Regions from separate parts of the Mus musculus genome. Here region 2 is linked to region 1. A link is a loop called in an ENCODE intact Hi-C map of the cell type or tissue named here. Cell type or tissue: left cerebral cortex. All regions are shown on one strand. Links, peaks and the distances in the headings refer to the core of each region. The heading gives the core; the rest is flanking DNA. Region 1 holds the start of Ptms (parathymosin). Region 2 holds the start of P3h3 (prolyl 3-hydroxylase 3).

Region 1 (14,945 bases), core at 3,531-11,530:
AAAAAAAAAAAAGAAAGAAAAAAGAAAAAGATATGGTTAAGGGGCTGGATAGATGGCTCAGTGGTGAAGTCCTTCCACATAATGAGTTCACAGAGACTCGAAGTCAGAAATGATTGACAACTACCTGTCACTCCAGTTCCAGATCTGTGGCCTCTGCTAACACCTGTACTATGTGTACACATGGACATAAACATAATTTAAAGATAAAATAAGTATTTTTATTTTTTCTGTATAGCTCTGGCTGTCCTGGAACTCGCTCTGTAGACCAGGCTGGCTTCCAACTTACAGGGATCCACCTGCCTCTGCCTCTGGAGTGCTGGGATTAAAGGTATGAGTTCACCACTAATACCAATGCCCAGATAAATAAAGCTTTTTAAAAAAGGAGGTAGCTTGAATCAGAGATCTAAAATTGTGGAGTCCAATATGGTAGCTGCTAGCCACATGTGGCTATTTAATTAGGCCTAATGGTATAACTCAATGGTATGAGCCTTGATCACCATGTGCTAGACCCTAAGTCTGACCTTCTGCATAAGCAAAAACAAACAGCAAAACTTAAATAATTCATATTGTTTCTTAGTGGGAACTAGTCACTCCCCCACTTTCTCTCTCTCTCTCTCTTGAGATAGGGGTCCCATATATGTCACTCTGGCCTTAAACTCCCACAATGACTTTGGTTTCTGACCCTCTTCACCTCTCCTGACTAGTTTTTTTTTTTAAAGATTTATTTATTTATTATATGTAAGTACATTGTAGCTGTCTTCAGACACTCCAGAAGAGGGCGTCAGATCTTGTTACAGATGGTTGTGAGCCACCATGTGGTTGCTGGGATTTGAACTTCAGACCTTCGGAAGAGCAGTCGGGTGCTCTTATCCACTGAGCCATCTCACCAGCCCACCTGACTAGTTTTAAGCACGTCACCTCCCACACCTAGTTTATGCAGTAAAGAGTGTTAAACTCAGGACTTCATGCATGAGAGGCAAAACACTCTATAACACTGCCCAGCCCATAAGCTAGCCGTTCTTTCAAGTGTTAAATAATCACATGCTTATTGTACTGAACAGAACAAATGGCAACTTCTCAGGCTGACAGTGTAGGTCCGTGGTAGAAGCAGTCACCGGCGTATGCACAATGTCTTGTGTTCCACGAGTAACACTGCAGAGTGTTTGTCTTTTTTTTTTTTGGTTTTCCAAGACAGGGTTTCTCTGTGTAGCCCTGGCTGTCCTGGAACTCACTTTGTAGACCTGGCTGGCCTCAAACTCAGAAATCTGCCTGCCTCTGCCTCCCGAGTGCTGGGATTAATAAAACATAAAACTCTTTTTTTGTTTGTTTGTTTTTTTTAATATTTATCTACTATATGTAAGTACACTGTTGCTGTCTTCAGACACTCCAGAAGAGGCATCTGATTTCCTTACAGATGGTTGTGAGCCACCATGTGGTTGCTGGGATTTGAACTCAGGACCTTTGGAAGAGCAGTCGGCGCTCTTAACCCCTAAGCCATCTCTCCAGCCCCAGTTGTTTTGGTTTTTTTGTTTGTTTGTTTGTTTTGTTTTGTTTTTCGAGACAGGGTTTCTCTGGATAGTCCTGGCTGTCCTGGAACTCACTCTGTAGACCAGGCTGGCCTTGAACTCAGAAATTCACCTGCCTCTGCCTCCCAAGTGCTGGGATTAAAGGCGTGTGCCACTATGCCCGGCAAAACATAACTCTTATACTTCAACAAACTTTAGCACACCTCTTAGTAGCTAGTAGGAACTGTAGTATAAGGTGCGAGTCAAAGCTGAAGGCAAAAGACTAGTCCCTGCCCTGAAGGATTACAGATCAAGAGCTCTTCACATCAAAGTACAGCCTAGGGCCTTGGAGAGATGACTCAGAGGTGAGGGGCTGTGGCTGCTCTTCCAGAAGACCTGAGCTTCGCCCCCAGGATTGCTCAAAACCACCCAAAACTCCAATCCCAAGGGCACAGCAACACTCACCTGGTCCCTGAAGGACTACAGACAAGCGATGCACAGACATACATGCAGACAGAACACCCCCACACATAAAGATAATAGATTAAAAAGGTTTTTAAAGTACAGCTTAAAAGGGATGTAATCTGATAATTTACTGATCTGTATCCTAGCAGTCAGCTGCAGGGTGCTGGCATTACGAGTGGCTGCCATCATGTCTGGTTTAAATTTAAGCCTGGGCAGAGAGCATGGTGGTACACTTCTTTAATCTTAGCACTCCAGACAGAGGCAGGCACATCTCATCTCTGAGTTTGAGGCTACCTTGGTCTACTGGACTGTCAGGGTGAGAAACCTTATCTGAAAACAAATAGACAACTCCAATCGTGATATAAAGGCACAATGGAAATTCAAAGTTCTTCCACTGAAATTGACATATCTGAGTAGAATTTTGATGGTGAATAAGATCAATGAAGCTAACTTTAAATTTTATTTCCATTCTCTTTCAACCAGATTAATTGCATATGATGTGACTGTTTTGTTTTTAAATGAACAATTTTTAAAAATATTTATTTATTTTATGTATAAGAGTACACCATTGCTCTCTTTAGACACACCAGAAGAGGGCATCAGACCCCATTACAGATGGTTGTGAGCCACCATGTGGTTACAGGGAATTGAACTCAGGACCTCTGGAAGAGCAGTTGGTGCTCTTAACCACTGAGCCATCTCTCCAGCCTGGGACTGTGTTTTGAAAGTGATTTTGTGTGTGTGTGTGTGTGTGTGTGTGTGTGTGTATGTGTGTGTGTGACAAGGTCTTGCCATTGGTGGCAGGGTGTTTATAGGTAGCCCATGCCAACCTTGCATTTGAAGTCGTTCTGCTGCCTAAACTCCAGAATACCAGGATTACAAGGATTCATTGTCTCATTCTGCTCTGTGGAAGCTATTTTTCTTGTTGTTTGCATGCTTGTCAGTTGAAACAGAGTCTTACATAGTCCAACCTAGCCTCACCTCCAACCTAGTATGTAGCCAAGATTAGCATGCATATATGTATACACACACATATACACATGTATAAAATATATGTATTACATACAACATATAATATATAAACATTGCTGCAGATAAGACTAAGCCATTCTATGAGCTGGAGTCCTGGGCTGCATAGAAAGAGGAAAGCGGACAGTGACCTGGAGAGATAGCTCAGTGACCGAGAGCTCTTGCTGTTCTAGCAGAGGGTCCAAGTTCAAATCTCAGCACCCAAGTCCAGTAGCTCGCAACTGCCAGTAACTCCAGCTTCAGAAATCCAAGTTCTCTTCAGACCTCCAAGCTCACCTGAATATGCATGAGCTGTGTGCCTTGCACGCATGTGTACACACACACACACACACACACACACACACACACACACACACACACACAGTATTTCAGGGCTTTAAAGCCCACAATGGGGAGGCAGAAGCAGGAAGCAGACCAGCCTGGTCATCATAGTGAGACTCCTCTGCCTCAAAAAAAAAAAAAAAAAAAAGAGGAAGGAAGGCTCTGGAGAGATGGCTCATCTGTTAAGAGCACTGACTGTTCTTCCAGAGAACCTGGGGTTTATTCCACACGGAGGCTCACACTCTAGTTCCAAGGTTTCACACACCCTCTTCTGGACTCCTAGCGGGATCCGGGAACACAAATAGGGCACCACTCACAGACAAAACACCCAGACATAAAAACTAAATAATAATAAAAAAAGGACACCAGGCTCTGAGCGAGCACGAGTCTGTATCACTCCCTCCTGCCTTTGAATTTAATGAAAACCACTGCTTCTGGCTCTGTTTACCACAACTGTCTTCATCACCAGGATAGCCTGCATTACTGTATCACAGGGGATGGTCACCAAAATAAAGCTTTCCTTCCAAAAAAAGGAGGGGGGGGGGCAGAGAGAAGTGCTTGCCACCAGGCCTGCTGATCTGAGTTTGATTCCCAGGGCTCACATGGGAGAAGGGAAAAAACCATGCTCACTCTTGAGGTCTGCCTTCTGCTGGAGGGCACCAACACACTAGATATAAGGGCTTGGTTAATTTCTAAGTGTTCGTCTCCTGACTTGGAGGTTTTTTTGTTTTGTTTTCCTAAGATGAAGGAAAAATTGGGATATAAAAAAACTGTGGTCACTGGGAGTGAACAAAAGATTTAATAAAGGCTAAGGGAGATGGCCCAGCTCTCTGGACTTGTGTGCTCCACTGCCTTGAGTGACACAGGCTCTCCTCAGCACTGATCGGAAGAACACAGGCACACTGACTACGGAACTGGAGACCTCACTAAGAAGGAGTCTGAAGCAATTAGAAGGGAACACCTTCCACACTTGAGAGCAAGAGCAACTTCTAGGAACTCAGCCAGATGTCATAGCTTCCAGGGGGCTCCGGCCTTTCTTGTTCTTCTCACCTTGGTCTCTTCTTTTTCCCACTTTCAGAAGATGTGTAAGCACAGGTTGTTTTTTTTTTTTTTTTTTCCCCACTCAACTCGTGGGAAATGTCTCAACTGCATGGTAGAGTAATAGAATTCTAGGAATAGGCAGGCCTCCACAAAACCTCAAGAGTACTTCTATGGAGCGAAGCAAAAGAAGCAAACGTTGGCATTTGACACCAGTGACCCGAGGTACAAAGACAGACCTTAAAGGGCCACTCTGGTGGGTTCTCTGCTCAACATCCCATTTCCTTCAAATTCACCTCAAGTCTCCCAGCTGCTTCCTGAAAAAGCAGAACTTTAGGAGACTCTGGTCTGTGCTCTAACCAGATAGAAAGGATAATGGGTGGTTCCTCCGTTATTCATAGGAAGGGATTTAGAATCGGCCTTCCAGGCCTGTAGAATGACCCCCAGCAGTCCCTGAAGACCCTAATGTCCAAGTTCTTAGATTTCTATGCACTCCCTTGGGCCTTGGGGCAGGATTCCCATTCTCTGCCTCGCCATCTCCCTGGAATTTTCCACTGCAGCTGCCTCCGCTCCCAGACACCCCTCCCTGGGCAAAATTCCCGGCTCCCTCCGCCTCCCCTTCCCTAATCACACCTCATTCCCACCCCCAGCCTTGAGGCCCAGCCCACAGTCCAACCCACTCCCCAAGGTCCGTCCCACACCTCACTGCAACCCTGGTGGTCCCATCTAAAGAAATGGGAAGATAGGCCCTTTATGAGAGGGTAAGCCCCCTTTATGAGAGGGTCTCAATCTCCTTCCTAGGCCAGAGTGAAAAGACAGTGGTGGGGCTCGTCCCCTGTGGGGCGGGAGTGGGGGGAGTGGCCCTCTTCACATCCCCTTATAAGGCAGGGCAAACAGTTAGAATCTTGGATTGGCTGATTCAAATGAGCATTCCACCTGGCAACAGGGTTTCTATTGGCTCTCGGGAAAAACAGGAGGAAGGTGGATGGAGGTTGTTGGTGGCGGTGATTGGAGGGGGGAGGGGAGTGGAGGTGACCGGAGTTGAGGGCGGTTACCAGGGCAACAGGGTAAGAGCCCAGCAGGGTGTCCGAGACAGCAGGCGGGGCTGGGAGGTGGAGTAGAGAAGGCAGAGAAAAAAGAAGGCGGGAGGGAGAGGAAAGAGACCAACCCAAAGGGAGCGAGGCTTGGGGGGGGGGGGGCGTTATGGGGTGAGGGAGGGGAGATAAATGAAGCAAGAAAGGGTACAGAGATGGAATATGGTGAGAGATTGCTATAGACATCAGTCACTGAAGTCTGAGAAGCGCATTGAAAAGGGGAAATGGAGAGATCTCAGAGAAAAGGTGGACCGAACCCTGCCAGGAAAAACCAGGGTGGGGCGCAAAGATTTATGAGACGAAGAAACTGAATTAAGAGTCAGAGAAACCAGGAGATGTGTATGAGAGATCAAACGATGGTGTGTTGACACGCTCACATGCTAAATGATGATGGAAGACCAACAATGGCTTCCCTTTTTTTCTAATTGGGGGGGGGGGTCGGGAAGGGGCAAGATGTATTGCTCAGGATGCCCTCAAACTAATGGCAATCCTCCTGCCTCAGCTTCCCAAGTGCTGAATAGGTCATCTGGCTAAAGGTGATGTTTTTTATTAAGGAAATAAAAATGATTAGGAAAAGGTGAGGGGTAATAATGACAGATCACACACACACACACACACACACACACACACACACACACACACACACCCCAAAGACAATCTTTTCCCAAAGCCCAGCCTTCTTCTTCATCCACCGTTCGGGCCTCAGACTGACAGGCCAGCCCGTCTCTTTCTGAATCTTAGGGTTCTCAAAAAATTATCTAAAGATTCTGAACCTAGGGGTGAGGCGCTGAGGACAAGGAACCCCGTATCTGGGCCCGTGTGTGCAAAGGACAATTGAATTCAGAAAGACTGGGGGGAAGACAGAGAAGAGCTACGAGAGGGAAAATGTACAAGGACAATCGGAAAGAGTTGAAAATTAGCTAAGTTTATAGGGCCAGGTGATAATCAGGTAAGAAAACAGTGTTATCTGGAGCAAAGTAAATTGAGACATAAGAGATGTAGATGGTTGTAAGGGAGGGGTCTCGGTCTATATGAATGAAGAGGTGAAGAGAAACACAAGAACCAGGCAATTAAGTGAGGTGAGACAGGTAAGAGGAGAGAAGAATAAAGAGGCAGACGAGAACATCAGAGGGCCCCTCACATCCCCCGAAACAGACTGGAAGGAACCCGACAAGGACCACAAATGTCAAGTCCAGCCGAGAGGCCCAGGCTGTCCTTTGTACTCTCACTTTCCTCCTCAAGGCCACCTAGAGAAGGCGGACAGGAGCGAGAAATGGAAGTGGCTCTGCAGCCTTCTTCCTCTCCTTTCAGCTTTTGGTTTCTCAAATACCTGCCCAGCCTCTACATCTACAGCCCCACTCCCTGCACCCCCACTTTAGCAAAATCCCAGGGCTAAAAGGAGGAGGTCAGCAGGAGTCTGGCCAGTCCGCCCCCAGGAGCCAGACTCCAGCTTGCAGGCAGTAGGCTGGCATTTGGAGCGGTGTCTCCCCGCAGGAACCCCACCCCTTCCCACCTCCTCGCCCCACTCCGCTCGCTCCCGAACCGTCAGTCTCTCCATTCCCCCGCCCGGTCTCGTCCTTCCTCCTGTCCCGCTCGCTCTCCCGCCCTTCGCTTTCATCCTCCTATCCCCACCTCTCCAACCTCCTCTTTCATCCCCCTCCCCTCTCCTCTCCTCCCCGCTCTCGCCTGCCCCACCCCTGGGAAGCCCCTCCCGTCGGGCAGCGCCGCCTTAAAAGCGGGTTCCCTTCCCGGGGGCGGCAGCGGCTGGTCGGCGGCAGCTCTGCTGGTGCGGGGGCGGCGAGCAAGACCGAGCGACCGCGACCGGAGCGCGCCGGCCACCGCCCGCATCGTCCTCCCGCCTGCCCGCCCGCCCGCCCTCCGGACGGCCGCAGCCCTGCGGGTCTCTGCTCGGGACCCACCCCCGCCCCACCCCGCGCGCCTCTGCCGCCTCTTGCAGCGAGCCAGCTTGCCGAGCGGCCGTCGCTGCCGCTGCCGCCGCCGCCACCGCGCCAAGTTCCGGCCGCGGCCACCCTCCGCCGTCCAGGGCTCCTCCGCCTCGGCCCCGGGACCCCGGCTCCCTGCCAGCCCCGGCCCCGGCACCATGTCGGAGAAGAGCGTGGAGGCAGCGGCCGAGCTGAGTGCCAAGGTACGGGCAGGGGCGGCGGCGGCGCGGCACCCGGGCGGCCCCGGGATCGGCGCGGTCCTTCGCGCCCGGTCGCCCCCGACGGCCCCGAGCGGCCCTGGCGCCCGGTCCCCGCGGACCCCGCTGCGCCCTCCCCCCGCTCGGAGCCCGGCGCTGCCTATCCCGCTCGGCACCACCGGCGCCCTCTAGCGGCCCAGCGCGCCGTGGCTCGGGCCTCACCGCCCGGCCTGCGCCCGGCCCCGCCATCCCCACCCCTCTCGTGCCCTGCCTGCCGCGCCCGCCTCTGCCCGGTCCGCCTTCTCGTCGGAGAGCGGCGCCTCTAGCTTCCCGGGCCCCATGTCCGAGCCGAGCCCCCAGGTCTCTTGCCACTATGACCTCACCTTTCCTCTGCTAAGCGGTTTGGGATCCTCAAGTGTAAACAGGACTCTCCCGGGAGGCTACTCCTCGGCTCCTCCCCTTGCCGCCCGACCGTCTGTCCTCGTCCCTGAAGGGCTGCTCCTCTCCACCCCCCCTTTTTAATTTTTAAAAAAATTTTTTGCCCATCTTCATTTGTTCTTCCTCTACTACCGATTTCCATTTTTTTTCCATTATCGCCTCCCCTCATGTTGAATTTCTAAAAATCAGAAAGACGGAGAAACGAGCCTTCGAAAAAGCTGGAGCTCAGCATCGCCTGACCATACGTCAAGCTATCTTTGCTCTCAGCAGCTGCCTTTCCCGGCCTCATCCCTTTGCCCTTGTCTCTCTTTCAGCCTTCCTCTAATTTCCCCAGGGAAACTGCGGAGTGCCGCTTAGGGAAATTAATGCGGCCAGGCTTGGGGGCTGGGAGCCCAGTCTTTTTTTTTTGGGGGGGGGGGCGCAGTATAGTTCTCGAGGTCCAAGTGGAAGGAGGGAGCTGATAGGATGAAAGGCAGTGGGAAGAGGGGACATGTGAGATCTGATAAGGTGTGCCTGTGTGGCCCTCCGGTGGGTTGTGCGGTGGCATGTGACTTCACCGAGTAGGCGTCTTTGTATGTCTGAGATCCAGCGAGTGTGTGGGACCGCCCGTGTCAGTTACATGTGTGCATGCGGAGACTGACTGAGATGTCCTGGAGGCATGTTGTTGCTTTGTGAGTGGCTACAGTGTGCTCCTGTGAGACTGTGCCAGAATGCCCAAACATTGGGCCATGTGTCTACAGAGTGAGTGGGTGCTCCCCTGCAGATGTGTGAGTTGGTGTTAGCCTGGGTGAGCTTCTGTGCCCCTGGAGAGGCCAGAGAGCTGCTTAGCAGCTGGGGGCAGGTCACATACCCTCCTGGACAAGAGATCATGGAAGGACAGTGACCAGGACAGGACCCAGGAGGAGAGGGGCCAACCCTGTGGACTTTGGTCTCTGGTATTCTCTCTCCCTTCCCCTCACCCCTCCATCAACCGCAGTAGAAAACTCAGGCCAGGGCCTGGCTCATGCTAAGCTGACTTAGTTCCTGCCTGGCCCGGGAGTGTATGAGAAAGCCCACCTGGTAATACAAGTGCCCAAACCCACCATGTGACAGAGAAGGAACGACAAATCAGAATGAGGAACCATGTCTGGTGTGAGAGGGTCCAAGTGTTTTGTGCTCTTCCTGAAGGGAGAAGGGAGTGGAGTGTCCTCAGGCCAGTCATTTTGGCACCTCTTCTACCTCAGTCTTGTTCTAGAAAGGACACGTACCTCTGGGGTGATCTACTTAGGAGAACTCCGGCCCACTTGGGATCGTGTACACAGAGTTGCATACTAACGTTAGATAAGAGCGGAGGAGAAGGTGGCCCCTGCCAAGGAGACATGGGATCTGTATGGGGTTGGAAGGCTGGTGTGTCCAGAGGGGCTTACCCACTGTCAGAATAGAATAGGACCTGCTGGGCTTTTGGAGTGAAGGCAGACAGCCTGGTGGGAGGGACTCTGGGCAGGTAACTCCCACCTGCCCGCCCGCCCCGGCGCACACTTGTTTGTTGTGCTTCCTCCTTCCTTGGCGGCAGGAAGGTGGAGCGCGCAGGGAACGCCGAGACTGGTTAGATTGGGGATAGAAACCGATGTGGGAACACGTTAGGGTGATCGCCACATCCCTGTGCCGTTAGGCCAGGTAGGAACAGGAGGATTAGGGAGACACAGCAGGGAAACAAAGACCCCAGAAGCTGACGGAGAAGCTGGGAGTGATGCCCAGGAGAGAGAGTACTTAGGCAAAGGCCCCTGAGGTAGACAAAAGGCAGAGCGGGGGCAAGCAGAGAGGGTGAGGGGGTGGGGCAGCCAGGCTGCCAGCAGATGGGGGATTTGCTTTGTGGAGCTCAACTCTTAAGCCAGGGGAGGTTCGGAAGAACTTGATGGGGTGGGAGCCTCAGCGACTCTGGCCACTTATCATCACTTGCCCACATCCCTGGGGGCCCTAGGGGACAGAAGTCTCTAGTATCAGCCAATTATGGCCCATATCTAAGGACCGGAGGACTCCAGTTGTGTCTCAAACTATGGCCACCTTCACTTACTACCTTTGACCTAGCTGCAGAGTTGGAAGCACTCGAGGGCTGTCTGTCATCCTTGCTGAGAGAAAGGTGACCTTCTGTCTTGCAGGACCTGAAAGAAAAGAAGGACAAGGTGGAGGAGAAGGCCGGCCGGAAAGAACGGAAGAAAGAAGTAGTGGAGGTGTGAAGGCAGCAGGGGGAAGATGACTGCGCTTGCCCAAACATCCTTCCTGCCCCCCTACCTTCTGGGGGTGCTGGGGTCCTGCCATTCTCTCGACCTCTTCTCATTCCTTCCCTACCCTGAGACTCCTAGGCCCCTTTACCACCCAGTGAGTGGCAGCACAGCTGGCTTGACATCCATCACCCCTTGTCTTGGTCCCCATAGGAGGAGGAGAATGGAGCTGAGGAAGAGGAAGAAGAAACTGCAGAGGATGGAGAGGATGATGATGAAGGGGATGAAGAAGGTAGGGATGGGTAGGGAAGGCTGGGCTGCAAAGTTGAGACACAAAAGAGCAGAGCCAGGGAGCAGTTGAAGACTGGACACTGGGATAGAAAGGGGTGGGTGTGGGTGTACGCGCGCGCGTGCCCAGAGCCTCCCAACCTTCCCCAGTGACTTGTTTCTGGCTCCTCAGATGAGGAAGAAGAGGAGGAGGATGAAGGCCCCGTGCGGAAGAGAACTGCTGAAGAGGAGGTTTGAGCTGGGTTGGAGCCTGAGGGGCTGTCAGGAATATATCAAGGGCTGGGTGGCCTTTGGATTTGGACCCAGGTCCTTGTGGGTAGCATGGATAGGCAGGGGCCAGAGCAGGGCCAGCAGGAACGGGGAAGTCTCCTTTGTACAGCTACTTCAACTCTTATCCTCTCCACAGGATGAAGCAGACCCCAAGAGGCAGAAGACAGAAAACGGGGCGTCGGCATGAACCCCTGCCCGTGGGCTTGGGGATGGGAGGCCCCTCAGGTCCTGGAGGTGGGGCGGGAACACACAAATCCAGCCCCCTTTCTCCTGGCTCCCTGCTCTGGCCCTGCCCCAGAGCTGTGACCCTTGTCCTTTGACCCAGCCTCTCATTTCCATCTCTCCAGACACTGCTCCTTCACCCTCACTGCCACCGGTCCAGCTCCTGACCCGCCTCATCTGAGCTCCCCAGCCAGCCCTCACTTGCCCTAGCATTCTTGTTCTTCTTTCCTGCCTTCCCTCACCATCCCATATGTTCCGGTCCCTGCGAAGCCTCTCCTTGCCCTCTACACCCCGAGCCTCTCAGCCTGCCCTTCTTTCTCCTGCCTGACCCCTGGGTCTCCCTCAGATTCCCTCCTCTCAGACAGCGCCAGGCCGGGGTGGGGCTGGGGTTGGGGCCAAGCCCCGAAGCTGCCCCCTCCCCTTTTTGTATAATTTAATAAAGAAACGGTCGCGCTTCTGTTTTTAACCCGTCTCCTGCTTTCCCGCAGTCCGGTCAGTGCATGAAAGGGTGTAGAGGGCGTGGCTGACCTCATACCCAGATTATAAGAGACATGGCCAGTCCTCGGAGTGGGAGCTCAAGGTCTTCCTCTGGGGGCTGACATACGTCCTGTTTTTGGGCTCCTGGGGAGGTTTCTCCTCAGCAGTGCACACTATATCATGTTAACTCACGTAAGATCTAGACTCTGCTGAGCCCAGTGGAAAGCTTCCAGCTCCATTGTGCTGAACCAGGCAGATAGAAACAGGAAGTCCTGCCCCCAAGGTGGAAGAGGCTGTTAGGCCCATGTCTCAACCTAGAGTTTGGAAAGAGAACTCCCAAGCATGGACACATTTTTGACTCGTGGGAAGCAGAGTTCTCATACATGGGCGGCAAAAGACTCCAGAGTTAGTTATCAGGCCTGTCTCCTTGTCATCGTCTTCATTTTCTCAGCTCAGCTGAGCTGGGGAGCAAAGGTTGTTGGGTTCCTCTAGCCTGCCTCAGTTCCTCTTGTTTTATAGTCTTACTACGCAGCCCTGGCTGGTCTGAAATTCACATAAAGCCACCTGCCTCTGCCTAGTAAGTACTGGGATTAAAGGTCTTTTTCCCTTTTTATTTTAAGTTTCATTTTGTTGGCATAGCATCTACTTTGTAGCCAGGGATGACCCTGAACTCATGGGCCCAAGCAAGCCAGCTTCAATTCACCCCACCTTCCAAAATCTTGACTTACACATGCCACTGTTGCTGACACCTTGGTCTCTCTTGAGTTTTCCTTGCTATAAGATTCCTGCATTATTCCATCTCCATAGACCCTTGCCTTCATTTTTTTCTTAAAGTACAGAATCTTGGGGAGGAGGGAGGTTTTGAAGACAGGAAAACATCCTATTGTCAGGGCTGGAAAGGCCGTTCTGCAGTTATGAGTGCTTGTTGCCTTTCAAGAAGACCTAGGTTTGATGTCGAGCATCCAGATGGGGCGGCTCCCAAAACACCTGTAACTCCAGTTCCAAGGAATCTGACACCCTCTTCAGGCCTCTGAGCATTCACACAGGGTGGGGAATTTATGTATACAGACACATAAATAAAAGTAGACATCTAAAACAAGTTTCCCAGCCGAATGTGGTAGGTGGTGCATGCCTTTAATCCCAGCACTCAGGAGGCAGAGGCAGGCGCATTTCTGAGTTCAAGGCCAGCCTGGTCTACAAAGTGAGTTTCAAGACAGCCGGAATACACAGAGAAACCCTGTCTCGAACTCCCCCCCCCCCCCACACACACACATAAAACCAAGTTTCTCAGTGTCATCTTCCTAGAAGATGAAAGGCCATCCCATAATGCAAGTAGGGTTAAGGACTAGACAGCTTTTGCCTTCATGCTTCCTAATGTTGGCAAGTTATTTAATGCCTGTGAGCCTCAAGTCCCGAAATCTGTACAAAAAGGGGCGCGCATCAAGTTTCACAAGTTGCTTTACGGAAAATGTATAATACAGTTATATGTAGCATAGAATGAAGGTTAACACCGTGTGGCTACTATACTTTTCCACTGAGCCCTTACCCAGATCTGGTAACTTGTGGTATGGTGACACTTCTTGAGTACCTGTCCAAGAGATGCTGAAAGGCTAGGCAGGCAGACTGTAGGACAGTGGCTTTTTTTTTTTTTTTTTTCAGTGTTAATGGGAAAGAGCAAGTCAAGAAGAAACTGTGGGGACAGTAGAGGAAGCTTAAAGATACAGCTGTAGTTCTAGGCAGAAATGCTTGGCAGAGAGAGAGAGAGAGAGAGAGAGAGAGAGAGAGAGAGAGAGAGAGAGAGGAGACAGAGGGGGAAGAGGTGAAGAGGGGGCGGTAGGGAGACCCGAGTCTGAGGAAGTAAACAAGGGGAGTGCCACCACCGAGAGGAGGGCTCGGCTGCTGGGAATCAGCCCCCTCACACTTTCCACTGCGAAGCGAAACCCCGCGCCTTGGTCTGGGGGGGCGGGCAGTGGGGAGGAGAAGCAGAAGGACTGGGTCTGGAGGAGCAGCTCAAGTTCTAGCTAGCTGCAGTGGGTTTGCCTGCACTCTGCTCTGGGTCCCAGCCCGGGCCTCTGATCATTATCCATCCTGCTGTCTCCAGTCCCCACTCCTGGGGCGTCCTCTTCACCCTACATTCTTTCCCTCCGCCTCACCTCCTCCTTGTAGAACTTCTCTCTCTCTCTCTCTCTCTCTCTCTCTCTCTCTCTCTCTCTCTCTGTGTGTGTGTGTGTGTCTGTCTGTCTGTCTGTCTCTCTCTCCTCCCAGGACCTTTTTCTAACCTCCCTTGGAGGGCTGGGGAGGCCCGGGCCATAGAGGAGATGAGGGAGGACCTGCTCCTTGGCTTTTTGCTTCTGGGACTGCTTTGGGAAGCTCCAGGTAAGGTGGAGAGTCCAGCAGGGACCTCTATGGCTGTCTCTTTAGCTGTGGTGATATTCCAATGCTTTTGTTGAGGGGAGGGGTGTGTGTGTGTGTGTGTGTGTGTGTTTTGAGACAGGGTTTCTTTGTGTTGCCCTGGCTGTCCTGGGACTGGCTCTGATGACCAGGCTGGCCTTGAATTTATAGTGATCCACTTGCCTCTGCCTCCCCAGTGCTGGGATTAGAGGCGTGCACCATCACTTTGTATAAGGGCAGATCCCAAAGCTGCCTCAGCCTCCCTTCAACAGGGAGGCATGATGTTTCTTTCTTAGGAAAGCCAGGGCATTTCTCTATTCTCCAATCTCTTGGCTCAATGCCCTTGGCCTCTCTTTTGTTCCACTAGTTGTGTCTTCAGGGCCTGGGAAAGAGCTCCCCGTGGTGTGGGCCCAGGAGGGAGCTCCCGTCCATCTTCCCTGCAGCCTCAAATCCCCCAACCTGGATCCTAACTTTCTACGAAGAGGAGGGGTTATCTGGCAACATCAACCAGACAGGTATGAACTCCAAAGTTGAACAACAGAACCTCCCAATCCTGTCCTAATGGATAAAACCCTGTCCAAGCCAGTTTTGTCCTCTTTGTGAGCCCCTCTAAAGCCAGTAGCTCAGTGTCCTCTAAAACCACACAGCCTTCCTGTGGATTGCTCCCCACACACCGGCATCCTGTAGTGCCCCACCTCTCCAGTAGCAGATAGTGCTGAAGACCAACGGAAGTGGGGACAGGGGTAGTTATGGGGGAGAGGGGAGGCTGCTGACGGTCAAGAGGTCTCTTAGGCAGGTTAACTTTATCCTCAAAGCATGCTTGAGTGCATCTTCTTCGTGGCCTTATCAAATTTCTCAATCCTATTCTCTCTCCCCAACCAGTGGCCAACCCACTCCCATCCCGGCCCTTGACCTTCACCAGGGGATGCCCTCGCCTAGACAACCCGCACCCGGTCGCTACACGGTGCTGAGCGTGGCTCCAGGAGGCCTGCGCAGCGGGAGGCAGCCCCTGCATCCCCACGTGCAGCTGGAGGAGCGCGGCCTCCAGCGCGGGGACTTCTCTCTG
Region 2 (14,945 bases), core at 3,139-11,138, 60 kb after region 1:
CTGGGAAGTGGACCATGCTGGGGTCCTTTATGGAGAGAGCATTGTGGCAGGTGGCTGTGCCTTCCATCCAGGAGGTCAGGGGTCTAAGGGCTCTCCCTGAGAGTCTTGATCTGTTTCTCATAGATCCACAGCCTCCTCTGCCTCTGTCGTTTGCCTGCTTCAGCACTTCCTTCCCCTTTTTTCCTCTTTTCTTCCCAGCTGGCCTCTTCTAGAAACATCCCTTCCCCACTTCTCTTCATTATTCACTTCTTATTTTTGCCCACTCCCCACTCCTGCTTCCTGAGCTGACAGAAAAATAAAGGCTATAAATAAAATGCACTGTGTGTGTGTGTGTGTGTGAGAGAGAGAGAGAGAGAGAGAGAGAGAGAGAGACAGAGAGACAGAGATGGAGAGAGACAGAGACTACACTTCTCTGGGGGACCCAGGAATCTTTGGGGCTTTAGTTACCAGACCTGACCCAGGGAGAAGATGAAGTTGCCCAGAGAAGGGAAAATTCCCTGGAGGCTGATTGCCCACCTGCACATCCTAAAAGCATTGTGTGTGACTCTGTAATTCACAGAGAGACTACACGGTGATGTATGGGAGAAGAAAGAGACTATGAGAAACCGTGTGTGGCAATTGTGCGTGTCCCTATCCTCAGTGTCTGCTTGCATTCCAGGAAGAGAAAGAGGTGTATGCAGGTGCACAAAAAGCCCACTTCTTTTCTTGATCCAAGCAAGCACTTCCAACTTTACAAGCGATCTCAGCTGGCATCGCAAGCCCCCTTAGCTTCTAGCAGGCCTTCATGCGGGGCTCCTCTGAGCTCTACCCAAGAACAGCCCTCATAAGGATGCACACAGTGACACACGGTGACACACGCTTCCTCCTCCCTGAACAGCTAACTCCTCGGTCCCTAACAACACCAGCTGCCTCTTCGGGCTCATTCGTGTTGAAAATCCGGGATGGGGTGGGGGCAGGACACCAACCGCTTCACCAATGAAGCCCGCTCCCCGCCGTCCTCCTCGCCCCCTCCCTCCCCGCGCCTTCCTTGCCCCTCCTCCTCTAAGTCACCGCCGTCCAGTTTCCCCGCCCCACCCTCGCCACCCCCGACCCCAAGACTGGTCAGCGGCTCCCTAACCCCGGGCTCGCAGGCTGATGACCCTGGGAGACAGGGGCCTCGAGGGGCCGCAAACTAGCGCGCCGCGGGCTGAGCCCGAGAGGCCAGGCTGGGGGGAGGGAGGCCCGGAGGGAGGGAGTGAAGGAAGGAGGAGGGCTGGCGAGCTGGAGCCGGCAGGCGGCGGGAGCCCGGGCGAGCCTCGTCGGGAGTGCGTCTCCTCGGCAGAGCAGGACGCAGCCAGAGGTAAGTGGACCCCTGCCCGGTCCCCCGCGTGTCTCCACTCCCCCACCCCACCCCACCCCGCGAGCTGCCTCCGCGCCCCTCCTCCCGGCCCTCCTCCCCAGCCACCTGCTGTTTCTGCCCTAGAGAACACCCTAGGTGACTGGAGGGAGGAGCCGCCTGACCTTATCCCATCCAGGCGAAGGGCGAGGGACCCCTGTCGGCCAGAAAGCCCCCAATCTTCCTCCTCCCATTCCCTTTGCTCTCTGTCCTTCACCCCCTTCTCTCTGTCCTTCACGTCTTTCTTCTTCCCTCCCTTTCTGACTCTCCCTCTCTTTCTTTCGGAACCACCAACTGGGTCTGGGGGTGGGATGAGGGTGAGTGGGAAGGGGTCCAAAGGCTGTAAGGGAGGGCAGTGGGGGGCATCCGGACCTATTCCCTACACCTCCTCCTGGCTGTCCATTGCCATGGCAACTAGGATGTACTGGGCTAGGGGGGAAGAGACAAAGATGGGGGTGGACTGGGACCTCTGGGGGAGAGCTAGGGTCTAAGGCTCTTCGCAGGAAATGAACGGTGGCACAGCTGTGCCCCACTTTCCCCGTCTGCCCCAAAACCATCACACCGGTCTTATAGCCTCTAGTCTGTTCAGTGTTTCACTTGGTTTCCTAGTGCCTTCCCCAGCTCTCCCTGAACCGTATCACTAAGACCAGAACCCTCCTGCTCTCTCCCATCAGAGGGAAACTGAGGCTCTGGACCAGGGGAGGAGACCCAAAGTCTCCTAGTGAGGTCAGCCAGCCTATTTAAGGTCTACCCCCCCCCCCATCACTGTTCCCAGGCTCCTCCTCCATCCTCCTCCTTCCCACCCACCTCCCTCCAATATCTCCGCCTCGGGTGGGGGGGGGGCTTCTGGACCTTCCCGTCTATTTCCAGATACTACCAGTTTCCCCCCTCTTTCTCTCCAGCTCAAACTCTCCTCCTTCTCCCTAGTTCCCCCTCTTTCCATTTCTGGATGCTTCTGATGTCAGTGGCTTCCCCGCCTTCAGGTTCCCTAGCTACAACCCCCCAACCCCCACCCCAGTCTCAGTCTCCTTCCTCCCATTTTCCTTAGGTAGCTGAAGGGGTGAAAACCCAGGCTTAGATAAGTAGGCTGAGCACAAAGACCACAAAGTCCAGGAGAATGGCATGCAGGAGAAGGGCTCCTGCTTTAATGTGAGTCCCCAAGGAGGAACACATCACACTGTCTGTCTCCCATTAGCAACTGAAGAGAGACCTAGGGACATGGAGACAGGGCTGGGTAGTTCTGAGCATGGGCTATTATAAGCACAAAACTTGGAATTCCAAAGCAGGGAGAAAAGGCTAAAAGGAATGGAGACCCTTCCATGTAGTCTGCAAGTAGATGAGGTCTTATGCCTGTGGGTAAGGGGGCATCTGACTTAAGGCAAGGGAATGCTCTGAATGACCCCAGCGACCCTCAGCATCAGTCATTTCCATAGTTTCAAGGGAAAGGGGGTACAAGTGAGCCAAGCACAGCACAGGCCTAATGCTTGCTCCTCATCTCATCCTCCCTCACAGCTTGTCCAGGTGACTGAGCTCCACCCCTGTGCACCAAGACACCCACCCCACCCCCCACTGGTCAAGCCTCGCTGGAGAAAGAGACCGGGAAGTCCCAGCATGAGAATCAGAGCTGCCCAGCCAGCTTCATAGATGGGGAAGCAGCCTGCTTGCCTCCCCCATCAATTACAGGGATAACTGAGAAAAAGCCCCACCCAATATGGAGGCTGAGGACTACCGCCTCTATTAATTCCCTGCCTTCTCCCCTGCCCTGCCCACCTGGCCTTAGCTGGGTCACTCATGCAATGCTGAGAAGTAAGCAAGACTTGGGGTCAGCTTGCCTGGCTACCAGGCAAGGACTGTGGGCATCATGGGGGTGTGTGTGAGCGGGGCTCCAGGGTGAGACCTAGCCCCCGCCCCCAGGAATTCAAGGGGGTGGGGGTGGGGCCGAGGATAGAATGGCTCGGGGAGGGTTGGGGGCAGAAGAGGCCTCCCTACGCTCAAACGCATTGTCCTGGCTGGCCTGTGGGCTCCTGGCCCTGCTGGCCAACGCTTGGATCATCCTTAGCATCTCAGCCAAACAGCAGAAACACAAGCCACTGGAGTTACTGCTCTGCTTCCTGGCCGGTACTCATATACTCATGGCGGCTGTGCCCCTTACCACCTTTGCTGTGGTGCAGCTCCGGCGCCAGGCTTCCTCTGACTATGACTGGAACGAGAGCATCTGCAAGGTCTTTGTGTCCACCTACTACACGCTGGCCCTGGCCACCTGCTTCACGGTCGCCTCGCTCTCCTACCATCGCATGTGGATGGTGCGATGGCCCGTTAACTACCGCCTCAGCAACGCCAAGAAGCAGGCGCTGCATGCCGTCATGGGCATCTGGATGGTCAGCTTCATCCTCTCCACGCTGCCCTCCATCGGCTGGCACAACAACGGGGAGCGCTACTATGCCCGAGGCTGCCAGTTCATAGTCTCCAAGATCGGCCTCGGTTTTGGTGTCTGCTTCAGCCTCCTGCTTCTTGGGGGCATTGTCATGGGGTTGGTCTGTGTGGCTATCACATTCTATCAGACACTGTGGGCCCGGCCCCGGAGGGCTCGGCAGGCCCGGAGAGCGGGGGGCAGTGTGGGCACCAAAGCAGGGGGGCTGGGGGGGTTGGGTACCCGGCCAGCTTTTGAGGTGCCAGCCATTGTGGTGGAGGATACTCGAGGGAAGCGGCGGTCCTCGCTGGATGGCTCTGAATCTGCCAAGACATCCTTGCAGGTCACCAACTTGGTCAGCGCCATCGTCTTTCTCTATGACTCACTCACGGGGGTGCCCATTTTGGTGAGATTGAGGTCCTTCAGCCTTTTTTTAATATACAGGGCCTTCCAGTTCTACCAGCCACGCAAAAGCTCCATCTCCAGCCCGGCATCTACCGTCCTCTCGTCTGTCTGTCTCCTGACATTTGGGGTTCCCTGTCTCAGTCCTCACCCGCCACTACTCAATCCCCCAGCTCCTTTGACCATTCCTTGCTTCCACTTCTATTCTTCAGCTCCACAGGCCCTGTCACTCTTCAACCTGTCACACGGCTAGCTGCCCTGAGCCTTTATCTATTCCCTGCTTCTCCCTGGAGATCATTCTCTGAGCACTCCTGAGTGGAAATGAGTAGAAACCCCAGGCTCACCCGACCACACTATCCAGGCCCGACTCCTGGGTTCCTCTGTCTTTGACTTTCTTGGAGTCTCACTCTCCTCCCACCCCCATCTCTCCCACTCCGCTCAAGCGCCCAACGTCAGGGATTTGTTTATAGCACTTCTCCCCTTTCATCATTCAACCCCTTCCAGAGGCTCACCCGCCTCCCTTCCTAATCCCTTGCTTTAAAGGTGGGTATCAGGCTTAGGTGGGGCCTGGACTCTCAAGCCTGACCAGCCATTGCCTATTCCCCGTCAGGTGGTGAGCTTCTTCTCCTTGAAGTCAGACTCAGCTCCGCCATGGATGGTGTTGGCAGTGCTGTGGTGCTCCATGGCACAGACACTGCTCCTGCCCTCCTTCATCTGGTCCTGTGAGCGCTACCGTGCAGATGTGCGCACAGTGTGGGAGCAGTGTGTGGCGATCATGTCCGAGGATGACGGTGATGACGGTCAGAGGAGGGACGGGGCCTTTTCTTTCCTGGATAGCTACCTCTATTTTCTGTCCTTTCTACTGCCCTTCTCCTTGAGGAGACGTGCTGCCCTGGGGTGCCCCCTGCTGGACTAAGCTGGAGCCAACTCCAGGCTCCGTCTAGCCTGATGACTTGTCCATCCAAGCCCTGTTTCCTTTGATGAGCCTTTCACTAGGCATCTGCTCCTCTCTGGAAGCCTACACCGGCCGGCCAGCTTGGTCCATGCCAAACAGGGATTGGGGCTTACAGACTGATGGGAGTCAAAGAGTCCTCCTGGACTTTATGAAGGGCATGGGGCTCTAGAGGGTAGGTCTTCTCTGCCTGTACCCACTGGGCTCCTTCTCGCTCCTAGATGGCACCTGTGACGACTACACAGATGGCCGAGTGTGCAAAATTCGCTTTGATGCTAACGGGGCCACAGGGTCAGGGAGTCGGGACCCCACCCAGGTGAAGCTGCTGCCTGGGCGGCACATGCTCTTCCCACCGCTGGAGAGAGTACACTACTTACAGGTATGGGACAGAAGGACTCACCTCCATTCTGGTCTCCTGCACCACTGCTCTTTGGCTTTGGACTGCAGGGTACCCTAGGGGGTCAGGTAAAGGAGAGACAAGAGGAAGAAAGTTTCCCTCAGATCTCTCAGAACCAGGTTTGCCTACTAGAGTAAACACGTTGGAGAAAAGGAAGAGTATGAAGCCATCTTGCAGAGTCCCCACCTTGGTTCCTGTCACCTTTACCTTTGTCTCTGCAGCATCTCCAGGTCTCACCTGCTCCTCTTCCCAGGTCCCTTTGTCCCGACGATTATCCCACGATGAGACCAACATCTTTTCTACTCCTCGGGCACCAGGCTCCTTCCTGCACAAGTGGTCCTCATCGGATGATATCCGGATCCTCCCAGCCCAGAGCCGAGCCCTCGGAGGCCCTCCAGAATACCTGGGACAGAGACACAGGCTGGAGGATGAGGAGGATGAGGAAGAGGCTGAAGGCGGGGGCTTGGCCAGCCTTCGACAGTTTCTAGAAAGTGGGGTTCTGGGGTCGGGTGGGGGACCCCCACGAGGTCCCGGTTTTTTCCGGGAGGAGATCACCACCTTCATCGATGAGACACCTCTGCCTTCTCCAACTGCGTCACCAGGACCCTCTCCTCGTAGGCCTAGACCACTGGGTTTTTCACCTCGACGGCTCTCCCTTGGGTCTCCGGATAGCCGAGCCGTTGGACTTCCTTTGGGGTTAAGTGCAGGAAGACGCTGTTCCCTGACCGGGAGCGAAGGGAGTTCAAGGGCTTGGGGAAGACCCTGGGGGCCAGGTAACCCCATCTTCCCCCAGTTGACCCTGTGAGGCCGCATAGGCCTGCTTCACTGGAGGGGGGGGGGAGGCACGAGCGAGTGAGTATGCCTCATCCTGGCCCTGAGTCTATGGCAGCTGCCTCCAGGGAGATGGGGGGGGGGGGGCCTACATCCGGGCTCTAGAGCCCCAGCTCTCTCCCATCCAAGTGACCAGATACCCAACGCACCCGTCTTCACCCCTAGCAAAATGTATTAAAAGGCTGAGTTGCCGTGGAAACCTTGATGTTCAGCGTTTGCGGGGAGGGGGGGCAAATGGTCAGTGGCTTGGGCGAGGGAAAGTGGCTAGAGGACAAACCGGATAAAGGGCAGGGGGAAGAGGTATAGAAAGAGACGGCCCAATACGACGCAGACAGACATAGGAGAAATGGGCGTAGGAGCGTAAGATCCTGGGGTGGAGCAAGGGACACTAGAGTGTGTTAGTTTGAATGGGAAGGATCTTTGCTTAAATTAGTAAAAAGTACTCAATTCCCATCTCCCCTAAATGCGTCTGGGCGCTCAGTTTCTGAGTAGAAAAGTTTTGGTGCCAGAATTGGTGTCCCAAACACGGAGTCACCCTCTTCCAGGCAGCGTTTCGAAAATCCATCTTCACATGGTGGGTTGGCAGGAGCGTGGGTAGATGAACGTGTGAGGGGCGTCCACAATCCTTTTCCAGGACTCAAGGATGGACGGAAACGAAGTTACCCCCACGTCACAGGCCAGGAGCCCTATTTCACCCTTCTTTCTCCATTTCCCTTTCTTACCCACACTAGACCCATGTGTCCCTCGGATTTCTCACTCCGTCTCACTTCGGTTTTCCCAGGGGCAGGCCTAAATCCAGCAGGTTTCTTTGGCATCACTCATTCCCTCTCTCTTCCTCTCCCTCCTCTTCTCCATCTCTCCTTCCTTCTCCTCCCCCTACCCCCCCTCCTTCCTCTCCCTCCCTCCCTCCCGTCTCCGCATTTCCCTTCGGCGGTGGGCCCGCGACTCTGGCACCATGCTCCGGCTCCTGCGGTTGTTGCTTTTGCTGCTGCTGCCTCCCCCGGGGTCCCCCGAGCCTCCCGAGCCCCCGGGCCTGGCTCAGTTGTCACCGGGGTCGCCTCCCCAGGCCCCCGACTTGCTCTACGCGGACGGGCTGCGAGCCTACTCGGCCGGGGCTTGGGCGCCCGCAGTGGCGCTGCTGCGAGAGGCGCTGCGGAGCCGGGCGGCGCTGGGCCGCGCGCGCCAGGAGTGCGGGGCGAGCTGCGCGGCCGAGCCGGGCGCCGCGCTCCCCTCCCAGCTCCTCGGAGCCCCACATCCTGTCTCCGGGCCCGGGGTCTGGGAACCGCTGCTCCTGCGCGCCACGCTCCGCCGCGCCGAGTGCCTGACCCAGTGCGCGGTGCGGAGGCTGGGCCCGGGGGGCGCGGCGCGGCTCCGCGTGGGGAGCGCGCTGCGGGATGCCTTCCGCCGGCGGGAGCCTTACAACTACCTGCAGAGGGCCTACTACCAGGTGCGGGGGCCGGCCAGGGTGCTACCCCAAGCCTACTGACTGTCTTACTGGGAGCTGACCAGGAGAGGGCGGGATGCTCGCCGCCCGGACTCGGGGGTGGAGCCTTGGAGGGCGGATAACGGAGTTCTACTCTTGTGTGGGTACCATTGAAACGTGGCCAGGACTTGCGATGGCCGCAGAGGGAGGGTCAAGAGAGAGCGTGGAGAACGTGTCAAATTGGAATGAAGAGGAGTGGGAGTAGACCGAATATGTTGGGAGGGCTCCGCAGTTTTATTTTAGCGGGTCTAGGCTAATGAATGCAACCTTTCAGATACGAAGAGCAGATGGAGAGGTGCCCCAAACCATACACACACACACACACACACACACACACACAGAGAGAGAGAGAGACAGACAGACAGACAGACAGAGACAGACAGAGAGAGACAGAGAGAGAGACAGACAGACAGACAGAGACAGAGAGAGAGAGACAGGCAGAGAGAGTGCATGTGTTCGTTCAGGAGTGGGCGTTTGAGTAGGAGCTTTCTCTTGGGGAAGAATCGAGCTTCGGAAAGGTTGAAGGAGCGGGGCTAGTTTGCAGAAGGAAGTACGGCTGAGGCTGGAATCTGGGTCTGTGGCAGTAGACAGTGTGCAGTTTCCAGAATGGTAGCTGATGCCTACGTGGCTGGAGGCGGGAGGGGCTCTAGTTTCACACACCTCAGCCCAGGGTCCTAGAGGCCTGCAGATTCTCGTCATTCAAGGTCTCCCCGCTCCCCCGCCCCTCCCCCATCTACTTGAGCCTCTCATTTCGTTGTCTCCAAAACAGAGATCCTGGGGCCTTCAGCCCGAGGCCCACCCACTCTGACGCTTCCATATCTCCTTTCTGTACCAGAGTCCTGGGGAGCCCAACATTCTGGCTCCCGAGGGATCTGGTGGTTTCCAGTTTTGATTGGCTAGGCTGCCATAAGGCTCTGGGGGAGGCTGGTGAAGGACAGAGGTCCAAAATCCCACCCCCACCCACCATACACACACACACACACACCACCACCACCACCCCATGCACGCACATGCACACGCACACCCCTCTGGACTCTCATATCTCATCTCTTTGGATCCTTAGTTGAAGAAGCTGGACCTGGCAGCTTCTGCAGCACACACCTTCTTTGTGGCAAACCCAACACACCTGCAGATGCGGGAAGACATGGCTAAGTACAGAAGGATGTCTGCAATCCGACCCCAGAGCTTCCGGGACCTGGTGACGCCCCTATACTGGGTGAGGTCCTCAATGCTGGCTGAAATCTGCCAACTCCAGCCTGTGCAGTTTGAGCATATCTGGGTACCGCTCCTCGGTGGCGCTGGGTGAGGAGTCTTTCCCTAGCACCCAGTTTCCTCAGTGATCACTAAAGTGTGCCGTTCTAGCGTTCTGATTCTGAGGCCACACCTGTTCTTCCTCTGGGTGTATGAAATACCATACAGATTTCCATGTTCCAAATAAGCTCATTTCTTTTCCACCTCCCTAACTTTCTTTTTGAAACAGAGTCTCACTGTGTAGACCTGGGCTGGCCTGGAACTCACTATGCAGACCAGGTTGGCTTCCAAGTCAATAAGATCCGATTGTCTTTGCCTCCTTTGTGCCAGGTTAAAAGCATATGTCACCATGCCCCCCCCCCTTTTAAAGAATTATATATTTATTTTATGTATGTGAGTACACTGTAGTTGTGTTCAGACACACCAGAAGAGGGCATCAGATCCCATTACAGATGGCTGTGAGCCACCATGTGGTTGCTGGGAATTGAACTTAGGACCTCTGGAAGAGCAGCAGTGCTCTTAACCTCTGAGTCATCTCTCCAGCCCGTCACCATGCCCCCCACCCCCAGTTTTATTTAGTACCTCCCCACCACCACTAATCTCTGGTGACTAGGTGTCCCATGTCCCCACAGGCAGCTTATGACACTGGCCTGGAGCTTCTGGAGCAACGGGAGGCAGCACTGGCTCTACCCCAACTAGAGGAGGCCCTGCAGGGGAGCCTGGCCCACATGGAGAGCTGCCGTGCTGCCTGTGAGGGGCCTGAGGAGCACCAAGGGGCTGAAGAAGAGGGAGAAGGGAGCCAGGGAGGCCTGTATGAAGCCATTGCAGGTGAGGGAGGGGCTGGACGTGTGCTGTGGGAGAGCTCTGATGTCTGAGGAAGACCGAAGGAGGACTGCGCACAGCCTAAGGCTCATCTGGGTTCTCTGCAGGACACTGGATACGGGTTCTGCAGTGCAGGCAGCACTGTGTGGCAGACACGGCCACCCGTCCTGGTCGCAGCTTCCCTGTCCAGGACTTCCTCCTCAGCCAGCTGAGACGGCTGCACGAGGCGTATGCTCAGGGTCAGCATGGGAAGGATGGAGCCTGGGAGTCAAGATTTGTCTCTGATGCCATTCCCAGCCGCATTTATCTATCTCTCCTGTCCCTCCGACTCTGCATTGCTAATTTCACTGTCAGGACCTCTGGGGACCTCAGCTTCAGGATGGTGTCCTTTGGCACCATTGTGCGAAGCTCAGGAGATGGCTTACTGGCTCCTTCAGCTCTGGTTGCTTCTCCCTTCCCTCTCATTTTCTCTCTGATTCCTCTTCTTTGAACTCTGCCATTGAAGGTAGGTTTGAAAGAATCGCTGGTTGGGCACAGCCCAAAGTGGGGCTGGGACTTCCTGGAGTTGGCAGTCTTCCCAGGTGACCTTTATTCTGTCTTGTTTGTTTCTGACCCCTTCTCCCCTTCCTCCAAGTGCAGTGGGGAACATGTCTCAGGCCATGGAAAATGTCCTGAGTGTCCTGCTCTTCTACCCAGAGGATGAGGCTGCCAAAAAGGCTCTGAACCAGTACCAAACTCAGTTGGGAGAGCCAAGACCTGACCTGGGACCACGAGAGGTAACCCCTCCCCCCACACTCACAGATAGGTAGGGCTTGGAACAAGGCAAACATCCAAGAGTGGGTGGCCTAGATGCTATACTTTATTTGGCTTGTTTACTTCATTTTATCCATCCATCTATCTATCTATCTATCTATCTATCTATCTATCTATCTATCTATCTATCTACCTATCCATCTATCTATCTATCTATCTATCTATCTATCCATCCATCTATTATTATTATTATTATTTGTTTCATTTTATTTGCTTGCATGTATGTGCTCTATATATGTGCTCTCAAAGGTCAGAAGAGGGCATGGGGCCAATGTGGTGGTACACTCCTTTAATCCCAGCAGTTCAGAAGCTGGAGACAGACAAGTCTCTGAGTTCAAGGCCAGCCTTGTCTACAGAGTGAGTTCTAGGACAGCCAGGGCTACGTAGAGAGATCTTATCCTAAAACAACATCAGCAGCAACAACAAAAGAGTGTGGTATGGAATGGAATGGAAATTCCTGGGATGGAGTTAGGATGGTTGTGAATCACCAAGTAGGTGCCGAGAACTGAACCTGGGTCCTCTTCAAGATAAACAAGTGCTCTTAATTACTGAAATATCATCTATCTACCTGTTTGTCTGTGCACTTATTTATTTATTTTTAGACAGGATCTCAGTGTACAGCTCTGGCTGGCCTTGAACTTACTGTATACACCAGGCTGGCCTGGAATTAACAGTGATCTGCCTGCCTCTGCCTCCCAAGTGCTGGGCTATAAAATGTAGAAGACCACACTCAGCTCATTCTAGCTTCTTACTCAAGTTTTTTAGCCACTGAAGAGGTACCCAAAGCTAGGTTCTGACTTCTCTGCCTTAGCTCCCTGCCTCCACATATTAGGTTGTATTTACTTGGGAGTCTATCCCCAGAAGTATTCTCTTCCCTTAATCTTATGTTTACCTAATGTACACACACTCACACACACACACTCATGCACTCACGCATGCTCACACTTACAGAGTCTCCTGGGTACTCTCTTACTTGAGCCCAGACACTGAAGATTGAACCAACGCAGCATTGGAGTTGGTGAGGGCTCTCAAGAGCATGTGAATGTCTCATACAAGCCAGGGCTGCCCTCTTTTCCAGCTTTCCCTTCCTTCCTCCTTATATCTCCATTTTCCTCCATCTCTACCCTGCTCAGGACATCCAGCGGTTCATCCTTCGCTCCCTCGGAGAGAAGAGACAGTTATATTACGCCATGGAGCATCTGGGCACTAGCTTCAAGGACCCGGTAAACAGTTATGTTCTTCTCCCCAGAGGGAGGCACAGTGGTGCTTGATACGATACGCAGCTGCAGCCCGCAACAGCGGTCCACTTGCCCACAGCCCTGCAGACTTAACTTACTCTGGCATCCCAGGTTCTCAGGGATCTCAACTGTGTGCCTGTAGTTAAAATGGCCAAGGGAGGGGCTGGAAAGATGGCTCAGTGGTTAAAGAGCACTGGCTGATCTTCCAGAGGACTTGGGTTCAATTCCCAGCACCCACATGGCAGCCCACAAGTGTCTGTAACTTCAGTTCCAGGGCATTTCACACCTTCACACAGACATACGTTCAGGTGAAACACCAATGCACATAAAATAAAAACAAATAGTTTTTTTTTTAAATGGCCACAGGATCATGCATGGCTAAGAATCGGTCTCTGCCACAAATACCTTCTGGTTACCCGTTTGCCTTTATCCCAGTTTCCTTACCTATAAATTGTACAGATCACACACATTCCACAATCCTTTGCTGAAGCCATGCCATCTGATAAAAAAAGAGTGGCACCACTGCCACTTCATCCATGTCCTCCCTTTAGAGGATGCAAGCGCAGTGCCAGCCTAACGAAGCTGGTACTTAACCCAGCAGATTTTTTTTTAATTGACTTTTTGAGGGCTCGAATGGCTTAGTGATGAGTGCTTGCCTGGCAGACACAAATTCCCAGGGTTCTGTCTCCATCACTGCAAGAAGAAAAAGAAAGGGAGGGAGGGAGGGAAGAAGGGGGAGACAGTTTGCATTGGATAGTACTTTGTTGGAGGAGGGATGGGCTGTCACTCCCGCACTGATGGGGTTTCAGCTGTTATCCTGACCTCTTCCCAGCAGATGTCAACAGCACATGGATAGAGCCCCTAAATCATGAAATCAATAGTTTCCAGACGTTGTTTAATGTCCTCCGGTGAGGTGGGTCGAATCGCTCTCACTGAGAACTGTTGGCTAAAAGTGAGGGTTTTACAAGGCTGGTTTAAATCCTACTCTGCCACTTGCCTGCTGTGTGAAGGAGACCCTGTCATTTGGCCTTTCTGTGTCTCAGGCCATCAACATCAGGGCATCAGAACTTTCTGCTTCGTTAGGTTATTATGAACTTTAAACCAAATCTGTAAGTGTAAAGCCTTAGCACCGGACAAACTGTAAGGGGAGTCACTGCTGATTACAGTCGTGTCTAGAACCTGAGGCTTTAGGCTGTTGTGGGTGAGCTAAGTCTGGCGCTGAGTCCAGGCTCTTCGGCCTTTGCCTTCTTCCCTGGAAGCGGGAAGAAGACCTTAATAAGGACCTTCAAATCACCCCCCACCCCCTGCCCCAGAAACATATCAAACTTTATTTAGGAACAAGGCTCATTTTCCTTAAAGATTTATTTATTTTATGTATATGAGCACACTGTAGCTGTTCAGATGGTTGTGAGCCTTCATGTGGTTGTTGGGGACTGAATTCAGGACCTCTGCTTCCTCCAGCCCACCCCTCTACCGCCCCAACCCCCCATCTCCTGCTTGCTCACTCCCTGTAGCTGTCTTCAGACACACCAGAAGAGGGCATCAGATCTCTCTTTTTTTTAAAGATTTATTTATTGTTATATGAAAGTACACTGTAGCTGTCAGTTTACCTCATTTAAAGTTACTAGCCAGTAAAGTCTTTTTTTTAAAGATTTATTTGTTTATTTTATGTATATGAGTACACTGTAGCTGTCTTCAGACACACCAGAAGAGGGCGTCAGATCTCATTGCAGATGGTTGTGAGCCACCATGTGGTTGCTGGGGTTTGAACTCAGGACCTTTGGAAGAGTAGTCAGTGCTCTTATCCGCTGAGCCATCTCACCAGCCTGGATCTTCAGATTCTAATGTTAGGATTCCCAGGAGCTAGTGACAGAGGGTGAGGATGCTCTTCTTGACTATCACAGGATTCTTGGACCCCGGAGGCTCTCATCCCTAAGGCACTGAGAGAGAGGCTCAGGTAGGGTGCACCCCGTGGTGGGGGCCACTTGGCCCAGGCTGGGGGGTGAAAGGGTGGGTCTGCACTGTCTCCTGAGTATGTCTCTCACCCGAGAGAGGATCAAGAGAAGAAGCCCTGGGACCATCAGCCTCCACAGCAGAAGCCCTTGGCTCACTGGAAGGGTGAGTTCCTTAATACACATGGCAGAGGGGCAGGAGGTGAAAGTTGGGTAGGAGGGTAAAAGGGGGAGTGGGAAGCTCAGGAGGCAGAAGCCTGAGGGGCTGGGATGGGCCAGCTCCTGCTCTTCCCTTGAGCCCCAGTGACATCACCCCAACCCTTTCTTTTGTAGATGCCCTTCTGATGGAGGGTGTGACCCTCACGCAGGACGCCCAGCAGCTGAATGGGTCGGAGCGAGCTGTCTTAGATGGGCTGCTAACTTCAGCCGAGTGTGGGGTTCTGCTGCAGCTGGCCAAGGTATGGATGATGGTGTGTGGTTAGGCACCCGCAGGCTCAGCCGCCTGCTCCTGTGACCACTCAGGGCTCTGTCTGTCTCGAGTTTCTCTCTCTCTCTTTCTCTCTCTCTCTCTCTCTCTCTCTCTCTCTCTCTCTCTCTCTCTCTCTCTCTCTCTCTTTTTCCTCCAGTGTTTCATCAAGATAGGGCTTCTCTGTCTAGCCTTAGCTGCCTAGAGATCATTCTGTAGACCAGGCTTGTCTTGCTGGCTTCTAACTCATAGAAATCCACCTGCCTCTGCCTTCCAAGCACTAGGATTAAAGGTGTGCGCCACTACCTCCTGGATTCAAGTTTCTCTTAAAGTCTGTACTTTTTCTCAGCTGTGGAAAAATTATCTTTCCTCCTTTTATTTACTTAATTTTTTTTTTTGCATAAACATGCTGAGTTTATTCATGATACAGTCTCCATATTACCTCATTTAAAGTTACTAGCCAGTAAAGTCTTTTTTTTTTTCTTTTTTTTAATTAGGTATTTTCCTTGTTTACATTTTCAATGCTATCCCAAAGGTCCCCCATACCCACCCC

What was found. Hi-C counts contacts between places; a loop is a spot of excess contacts. Peaks named below come from ENCODE experiments on the same cell type or tissue, not always from the same donor. Only the 100,000 strongest peaks of a DNase experiment are listed, where the experiment ranks them.
Region 2: a loop joins it to region 1, with 5 times the contacts of the local background. A loop is called at or near these places in 17 of 42 quality-filtered maps.

Annotation. Positions count from the first base shown.
Region 1 is chr6:124,910,213-124,925,157 of GRCm38, reverse strand. Ptms (parathymosin) reads left to right here and starts at 7,212. Exons shown (of 5, transcript NM_026988.2): 1 at 7,212-7,598; 2 at 10,169-10,240; 3 at 10,445-10,523; 4 at 10,692-10,750; 5 at 10,926-11,483. The coding sequence starts at 7,554. The coding sequence ends at 10,976. It overlaps A230083G16Rik (RIKEN cDNA A230083G16 gene), which reads right to left and starts at 8,295. Exons shown (of 2, transcript NR_152158.1): 1 at 7,976-8,295. Gm38896 (a long non-coding RNA gene) reads right to left here and starts at 5,568. Exons shown (of 2, transcript XR_869424.3): 1 at 5,060-5,568; 2 at 4,420-4,529. It overlaps Lag3 (lymphocyte-activation gene 3), which reads left to right and starts at 13,453. Exons shown (of 8, transcript NM_008479.2): 1 at 13,453-13,864; 2 at 14,247-14,394; 3 at 14,762-14,945. The coding sequence starts at 13,807. In left cerebral cortex, for the core only: a CTCF peak has its summit at 7,789 (motif pointing left); DNase peaks (open chromatin) are centred at 7,060, 7,801, 8,618, 9,426 and 3 more places; H3K4me3 peaks cover 5,268 bases; H3K27ac peaks cover 6,602 bases.
Region 2 is chr6:124,850,065-124,865,009 of GRCm38, reverse strand. P3h3 (prolyl 3-hydroxylase 3) reads left to right here and starts at 7,293. Exons shown (of 15, transcript NM_013534.5): 1 at 7,293-7,814; 2 at 8,914-9,066; 3 at 9,734-9,929; 4 at 10,031-10,162; 5 at 10,563-10,699; 6 at 11,870-11,959; 7 at 13,879-13,931; 8 at 14,025-14,092; 9 at 14,260-14,384. The coding sequence starts at 7,323. Gpr162 (G protein-coupled receptor 162) reads left to right here and starts at 1,027. Exons shown (of 5, transcript NM_013533.4): 1 at 1,027-1,339; 2 at 2,888-4,191; 3 at 4,798-4,987; 4 at 5,361-5,518; 5 at 5,790-6,566. The coding sequence starts at 3,325. The coding sequence ends at 6,341. It overlaps Gm32404 (a long non-coding RNA gene), which reads right to left and starts at 7,203. Exons shown (of 3, transcript XR_378023.2): 1 at 7,090-7,203; 2 at 5,774-7,003; 3 at 4,240-5,592. Cd4 (CD4 antigen) reads left to right here. Exons shown (of 10, transcript NM_013488.3): 10 at 1-317. In left cerebral cortex, for the core only: CTCF peaks have their summits at 5,092 (motif pointing left) and 7,865 (motif pointing right); DNase peaks (open chromatin) are centred at 5,356, 7,261, 7,882, 8,443 and 5 more places; H3K4me3 peaks cover 3,078 bases; H3K27ac peaks cover 3,996 bases.